2 separate regions of the Homo sapiens genome follow, and region 1 is linked to region 2. The links are chromatin contacts, found by Hi-C or POLR2A ChIA-PET in ENCODE. All regions are on one chromosome and are shown on one strand. Each heading gives the region's core, a stretch centred on a gene start or an enhancer-like site at or near the end of the contact. The rest is flanking DNA. Distances are from core to core; before and after follow the strand shown.

Region 1 (3,357 bases), core at 371-2,870, 490 kb after region 2:
CAGGCTGGGCACGGTAGCTCACACCTGTAATCCCAACATTTTGGGAGGCTGAGGTGGACAGATCACCTGAGGTCAGGAGTTCGAGACCAGCCTGACCAACATGGTGAAACCTCATCTCTACTAAAAACACAAAAATTAGCCGGGCATGGTGGCGGGTGCTTACAATCCCAGCTACTCAGGAGGCTGATGCAGAGAATTGCTTGAACCCAGGAGGCGGAGCTTGCAGTGATTCGAGATTGCGCCACAGCACTCCAGCCTGGGCAACAGAGCGAGACTCTGCCTCAAAAAAAAAAAAAAAGTACTTTACATATGTAAAGCACATTACAGTTTCAGTAGGGGTCGAAGACTCGTCATCTTGTGTGGGCTGGGATTTCACTGAAGTCCAAGACAGCCAGGGTAGTGTGCCCAGGAAGTGTCAAACCTGGCTCAGACCCCTGTCCGCAAGCTTCATACTGGTGGTGGTGAGTTGTTTTTATCCAAGACATAAAAGCTTTAGCTTTTTTCCTCAATTGCCAAGAACATCCAGGGTGATTTTAGCCCTCCTGGGAAGGTAGGGATCATAAGTTCCAGGGGCCACCAATCCGCAGGCAGATTCACCTGTTGCCACCTTAGAAAGCAACAGAAAGTTTAGTTCCAGACCTCATGCAGATGGGGACAGAGCACCAGGCTGCTCCCAGGCTCTTCTGTGGGGTCCAGGCATGGAGCAGAGGCATGAGGGGCAGATGGCAAAAGGCAGGTCTGGGGGCCGCCTGCAGACACTTGATGAGGGCCCCAGGATCAGGGGAGGAGTGCTCAGCAGGCAGTAGGGAAGACAGGGCATGAACCCTTGCCCCAGGCATCCTGCGAGCAGTACCTCACTGTCATTCTCACAGTCATCCAGAGCAGTCTGGAAGGAGGCTGAGGCTCCAAGAGGCCAAGCACAGAGCTGGTCTGTGGGATCATTCTCCTCTCCCTGTGCTCCCCTGGCAGCCTGGAGCCCACTGTGGTCTGGGTTTGGGGATAGCTGGCGGGTTGTGTGCATGGTGGCGGCTGGCAGGTAGGGGGTGGAGAAGGCCTCACTGGGTGCTGGTCACACCTGCAGAGCAAAGGTCTTGACTGAGTGAGGAAGGGAGAAGCCATTTCTCTGGTGATTCCATGCGATTTTGTGTCGTTTCATGTGTTTCCTCTCCAAGATACTGATCCCGTCATAATATTAACGGGCCGTGGTGGCCGTGTGGAGGGGAGCTCCCCGCCTTCCTGCCTGGTGTTCTTGCACCGTGCCTTCCGAGAACCCAGCTTCGTTGTTCTTATAATTTAGTCAATATGACTTCATTAGCAGTTAGAGTTTTCAGCCTGGAACATTTCAAACCATGCAACAGCCAGTGACGTTGGGAGCAGAGGGCTGCGGGCTTCTTCCTCACTTCCCTGGAGGAACCCCTTTTTCAGAGCCCGGCTCATTCTCCCAACATGATCTCTGTGGATGGGGGAGGAAGCAGAGCAGCCAGTGGGCGCTCAAGCTTCACTTGGGCTCCCTACTTTCTGCCTCCAGCTTATCACATAGGGTGCCTTGGAGCCACGTGCAGCAGTCTGGCCTGGCTGCTCTCCAAACCTCCAAGGGTTAAGGGAGGTAGGGCCCCCAGCTAGCCTTCTTTTGGGCTTTACTTGTATTGATAGGAAATTTCGTTGTCAGGTACTCAAATGTGAACTTCCTCAGCCTGGAACTGAAGAAGCCATTGTTTTCTTCCCGGTTCAGGTCACTGTGGCATGCTTTGTAAAAGAAGTCTCTCTTCCCGGAGGTTCCAGGTGGGGCGGGGGTGCTGGAGCAGCAGCTTCTTCCCTGGCGGGGTGTTGGGTTTATCTTGAGGAAGCGGAGGGGGAAGGCTGGGGTTCCCACAGCCAGGCGGATGGGACACAGGAGCCTCTGCCTCGAGGCGCTGTGCAGTGGTGAGGCCAGGCACGTCCACGACCCTGCCAGAGCTGCCTGCGTTTCAGGGAGCAGAAGGGGCGGCTGCGGCAGGAAGTGAAGGTTTGTTTTCCTCCAGAAGTGAATGTGACCTCTGAGGGCCAGGCGTTGCCATTGGCCTCACACAGAGCTCCACACGTTATTAAGAAGCTTCCTGGCCCCCTCTCCCTGCAAGGATGCCTCTTTCATCAAGCACTTAGTCCCTTAGACCTGGCTCTTTTTTTTAGTACCTTTAATAGACTTTTTCCTCTGCATTTTGGACAAGGGGACCTTGCATTTTCATTTTGTAGTGGGCCCTGCAAATTACGGAGCAAGTGAGTCCTGGCCCATTCTTCATTTGTCTTGCATACTTCATTCCTGCCTCTTCTCTGTACCCTAATCCTAGACTTACTTCACTGTGGAAAGGTGCACAGGGCATTAGGAAATCTTACCTAGACAACTAAAGGAAAGCAGGCCCATCCTCCTATGATACACCTCACTTTGAATGATCCCAGAGACCAGCTGTGTGGCCTGGGTGAGTGTCTTGGCCTCTCGGAGCCTCACCCTCCTTCCAGACTGCTGCGGGTGGCTGTGAGAGTGAAAGTGAGTACTGCTCACAGGATGCCTAGGGCAAGGGTTCCTGTCCTGTCCTGTCTTCTCTGCCACCTGCCTAGCACTCCTCCCTGGTCCTAGTTTCCTCCCTAAAGAGCTGCTTTCTGAGATTCCAATGAGATCAAAGAGATGAGATTGCATGCGTGTGCGTGTGTTCAGGGGTCTTCAGTCAGCAGTAACTGTCAAGCCCTGTTTGCCACAAGGCACCTTCTTCATTAGGTCATCAGAACCCTTTATGGAGTGGTAACTGTTAAATCATGGCCAGAGCAGAGAGCCGCATGGAGGGCGGGCCAGGCCTCTTGGGAATGTAGCAGGTCTTACCCTCAGGACTGCATCTTCGTGGCCAGAAAGTGTGAGGACTACAGACTGAGGCAGAGAGGATTCTCACCTGGCCTAGGTATTTGGGGAGGACTGACATCAGTGGATGCCTGGTGGCACACATTTAGGTAGCCAGGTCAGACTGTCGGCACACCAGCCACCAGAGGCTTGCTGCCACCTTCCCCTGCGACTCTTGGCAGGTTTGCGTTTCCTCGTTCCTTAATCTGGTCACTTTCCTCACAGCAGTTTATAACAATATCTCTGGGTCATATCAGAGAAGCTGGAAGCAGCAGATGTTCAGGTTAATGAGAGGAAATGGCCTGTGAAAGTAACTCTTGGGTCTGCTGTCCTTTGGAAGGCTCATGCTTTGCACAGACACTGGAACGTTCTGGGCACGTGCAGTCAGAAGCCAGACAATACATTCTGATGATGCAGGTGATGAGAAGTCAGCCTCGTGATCCTCCACGTGGTCTGCTGCTGTGTAAGGACACCTGCCTAGAGCTGTG
Region 2 (3,563 bases), core at 298-2,797:
GTTGCTTTCCTCTTCCTTATAGTAAATGTCCCAGTCTGTAAGTGGGACTCGTGCTCTGAGACTAAGCTGGTCCCCCCTCCACAGGTTTGTGCTGGCAATAAACCTGTGTTGCTGTTAAGCTGCCAACTCTTTAACCCTCACCTTCCCTTCAAAACCTAACAAAGATGAATGAGGCATGAACATGAAGACAGAGGGTCAAACCCAAAGAGCAGATTCCGTGAGAAGTCTCCCTATTGACAAGGGTTACTAAGGATGGGGTCTTCTCTGGACCCCCTAGTCTTAGACTTAGTCCACCACATCCAGAAGCCCTTGAAATAAGATTGCAGTGCTTCTGGCATAGCCAAAGACATAGACTTCTCTAAAAATCAGTGCCTAGCTCTCCCCAGGCTGGGCCCTAATTTTTAGTCCAAGCTGTATTATTTTGTAAATCTTCCTGCCATTTCATAGACCCTGGTCACAGTGAAACATTCTGCAGGGGTTTGGGCTGTAAGTAACATCCTCCCCAACTGTCTGACTTCTTTATCACATCTTGTTGGGACAAAGGTTTAAGAAATATTTTTATTAACATCCTCTTGGGCAGTAAGTCCTACCATTCCAGACCCCTCATCCAGGCCTATAATGATTCCAGCCTGTAAGTGCTAGTGGGGCTTTGGCATTAAGTTGGTCCCCACCTCTGTAGGTTGTGTTAATAAACCTGTGTTGTAGAGTGGTCAACTCTCTTGTCTTTAACCCTCGTCTTTTTTCAAAAACCTAACACTCATGTGTCCTCTCCCTCACCTTCTCCTGGCATCCCTTGCCACTGTCCCTCTGTCCCTCTTTCCCCTCCTTAACCCAAAGGGAAATCTCTCCCAAAGGTAAAAGTCTCCCAGGGGTTAAGAGGGAGCTTGAGGCACCAGAAAGAGCTATAGTCACAGCCACCTGTGAAAGCCATCTCTGAGGTCCCTTCCTGTCACAACAGCTGGGCTCCTGACTCAGACCAAGACAGCTTTTGTTTCTTTTCCTTTCTAGCCCCCCACTTCCCACCCACCTTTCTGCTTTCTCATATGGGCTCATTATGGTTTATAGGGCTGGGGAACGTTGCCTCTTCTGCCCTCCATTTCTCCCATCTCCCTTCTTTCCCCTCCACTTTTTCTGAGTCCACTTCTCTTCCCTTCTTCTTCCTTCCCTCTGGGACGCTGCACAGTTCCTTCCACCCGGCACGGCCTGGGACTCTAGACTCCCTCTGAAGGCACGGAAGTATTTCCTTCCCTCCCTCCGACCCGATCTTTCTGCCCTTGATTCAAAACAATCTGAGGTCCCTAGGCCCTTCCCTTTCCGCCTCTGCGCTCCCCATGGGGTCCGGTGTAGTTTTCCCGCCCCTTCCCTGCAGCTCCCGAGACCACCCGGACACAACGGAGCCATCCAGCGCCCTCAGAGGCCCTGGGCACACGGGCAGATGGTCACCGCCTCCTAAGGGAGCAGCGCGCGCCCGTTGCTCGCTGCCCGTTGGTTGTTGCTGGTAGCTCCGGAGGGCGGGGTTGGCGAGGAAAGTGAGTCCGTATGTCCCCAGCATGCTCCGCGCGGGGGCGGGGCTCTAAGGGGGCAGGCGAAGGCGGAACTGGCGTGGTCAAACCAACCTATCAGCCTCCAGCATGCTCCGTGTGGGAGCGGGGTTCCCGGGGGCGGGGCTTGGTTTGTGTGCCCTTCCGGCGTTTCGCCCCTGCGTTCTCTGAGATGCTCCCACGCAGATGTATGGGCCTAATTCGCTAATATCCACTCTATATCCTGTTCCATCCTCTTGTAATGGGCGTTTGGAGTGTTGCCAATTTTTTGCTGTTATAATGATTGTAATAGCATATTAAAAAACTTGAACATAGTTTGATTGTAATAACATTAAATATAGCATCTTAAACATACAGTTTGAGCGTGCCAACCTGATGGGTGTGGAATGTAATATTCATTATAACTTTGATTTTCATTTCCCTACTTTGAGTAAGTTTGAACTTCTCTTTATGTAATTATTGACTACTCTGTTTTCATGTTCTGAGAATTGCCTGTTTGTATTTTATGCCCATTTTTCTATTGGGTTGTGGTTTTTATTGATTGGTAGTTCTTTATAATTTTATGGATACCAGTCTTTTACTAGTTCAGCGCATTAATTGCAAATATTTGCTCCCACTCTGTGGCTTGCTTCCTTTCCACCCCTAATTCCTAGGGTGTCTTTTTGAAGCACAAATCTAAAATTGTAACACAGGCGACTATCAATCTTTTCCTCTATGATTTGAGCATTTTGTGTTTTGCTTAAAAACTCAGCCCTTGTCCCAAGGTCATAGAGATATTCTCCCGTATTTTCTACTGATCCATCCCCCATATTTAGGTCTTTGGTCCATCTGTATTAATGTTTATGTGTAATATGAGATAGGGATCCTACTTTATCTGTATTGTGTTAACCAAAAAATGACTGAGACAGGTGTCTCAATCAATAAAGGTTAATTTAGCCAAAGTTTGAGGACATGCCTGGGAAAAACACAAGTCTCAGTTCCTAATATTAACCGCTTGCATTTAGTAGAAATGACCTTCAAGGTTCTCTGTAGCAGAGATGTGGTTGAAAAAGGAAAGGAAGACATAGGGTTTGTAGATGGCCATAGCTTCACGGAAGAGCGAAAGAAGGGCAGGATATGTGGTTCTCTCCCTATGGAAAACCATAGAGGCCAAAAGCTTCCCTGCCCAAACTTCAGCCCCAAAGACTCAGATAATAGCCTTAACCAGAGCCCTGGCATGAAGAAAGGACAAGGCCTTGACTGTTTATACAGACTTGAGATATGTGCTCACTGTGATCCATGCCCATGGTGCAATCGGGTACGAAAGGGGACTTCTGAATGCCAATAACAAATAAATCAAATATGAAACATAAATATTGGCACTACTGCACAGTGGAAATGACTAGACAGATTGTGGGGGTCATCTAATGGGGGACTTTGAACTAATGAAGGGGAGCAACCTGGCACACACAGGGAGGGAAAGTCCCTGCTTCCTTCAGTACCTCTTTATGAATATAAACCAATAAACCAAGACACTCCCCTGGGGAATTACAGGAAGCCATGCGAGAGGGAGAGCATCAGAGTTCCCTCTCAGAGGGATGGGCCCTAAATAAGAGAGGCAGGATTTGGGTGCCCAGAAATCTGAGTTGGGCTATTATAAAGCCTGCCCATGATCTCTCAATCTATGGCAAGAAGACTATGCACACCTAGCTCCTCAGGATAATAAGGACCCCAAAAGCAAAGAAAATGATGGATAAAGTGGCTGACCAATGTGTCTATTGTCAGAGAAACAATGCTCAAAACAGACCTCCCATATCTCCCTTGGCCAAGGTGGTACAATTCAGGGGAACCATGTGAGGGGAGGACTAGCAAATTGACTCCAGTGTTATGCCTATGTCTTCTAGAGGATTTAAATATCTCCTGGTGCTTTTCTGATGCCTTTGCTGGTTGGATAGAGGCTTTTCCATGCTGGACTGAAAAGGCAGAAGCCATGAAGTCTTTACTAAAGGAATTTATCCCTCCATTCAGTCTCCCTAAGTCAGT

The links. A loop is a pair of places that touch in the nucleus more often than their neighbours do. ChIA-PET counts read pairs that join two places held with the same protein, here RNA polymerase II (POLR2A). Pooled maps may share reads with other maps.
Region 1: a loop to region 2 is called in a map with no recorded cell type, with 3 times the contacts of the local background. The contact joins two enhancer-like sites. A Hi-C loop is called at or near these places in 1 of 37 single-sample maps with no recorded cell type and 2 of 50 pooled maps. POLR2A ChIA-PET finds 5 or more read pairs at or near these places in 2 of 52 experiments (WTC11 and activated CD8-positive, alpha-beta memory T cell).

What each region holds. Positions count from the first base shown.
Region 1 is chr22:24,405,556-24,408,912 of GRCh38, forward strand. All of the region lies in intron 14 of SPECC1L (sperm antigen with calponin homology and coiled-coil domains 1 like), which reads left to right. The region is part of intron 15 of SPECC1L-ADORA2A (SPECC1L-ADORA2A readthrough (NMD candidate)); the gene reads left to right. Among named protein-coding and RNA genes, the nearest start is that of ADORA2A, 20 kb to the right of the region's middle. RefSeq lists enhancers at 2,834-3,335, 3,336-3,357. Within about 2 kb of position 1,621, at least 8 of the 41 ENCODE cell types and tissues checked have a DNase peak (open chromatin) inside an H3K27ac peak, as active enhancers do.
Region 2 is chr22:23,912,509-23,916,071 of GRCh38, forward strand. No RefSeq gene overlaps it. Among named protein-coding and RNA genes, the nearest start is that of MIF-AS1, 15 kb to the left of the region's middle. Within about 2 kb of position 1,548, at least 37 of the 41 ENCODE cell types and tissues checked have a DNase peak (open chromatin) inside an H3K27ac peak, as active enhancers do.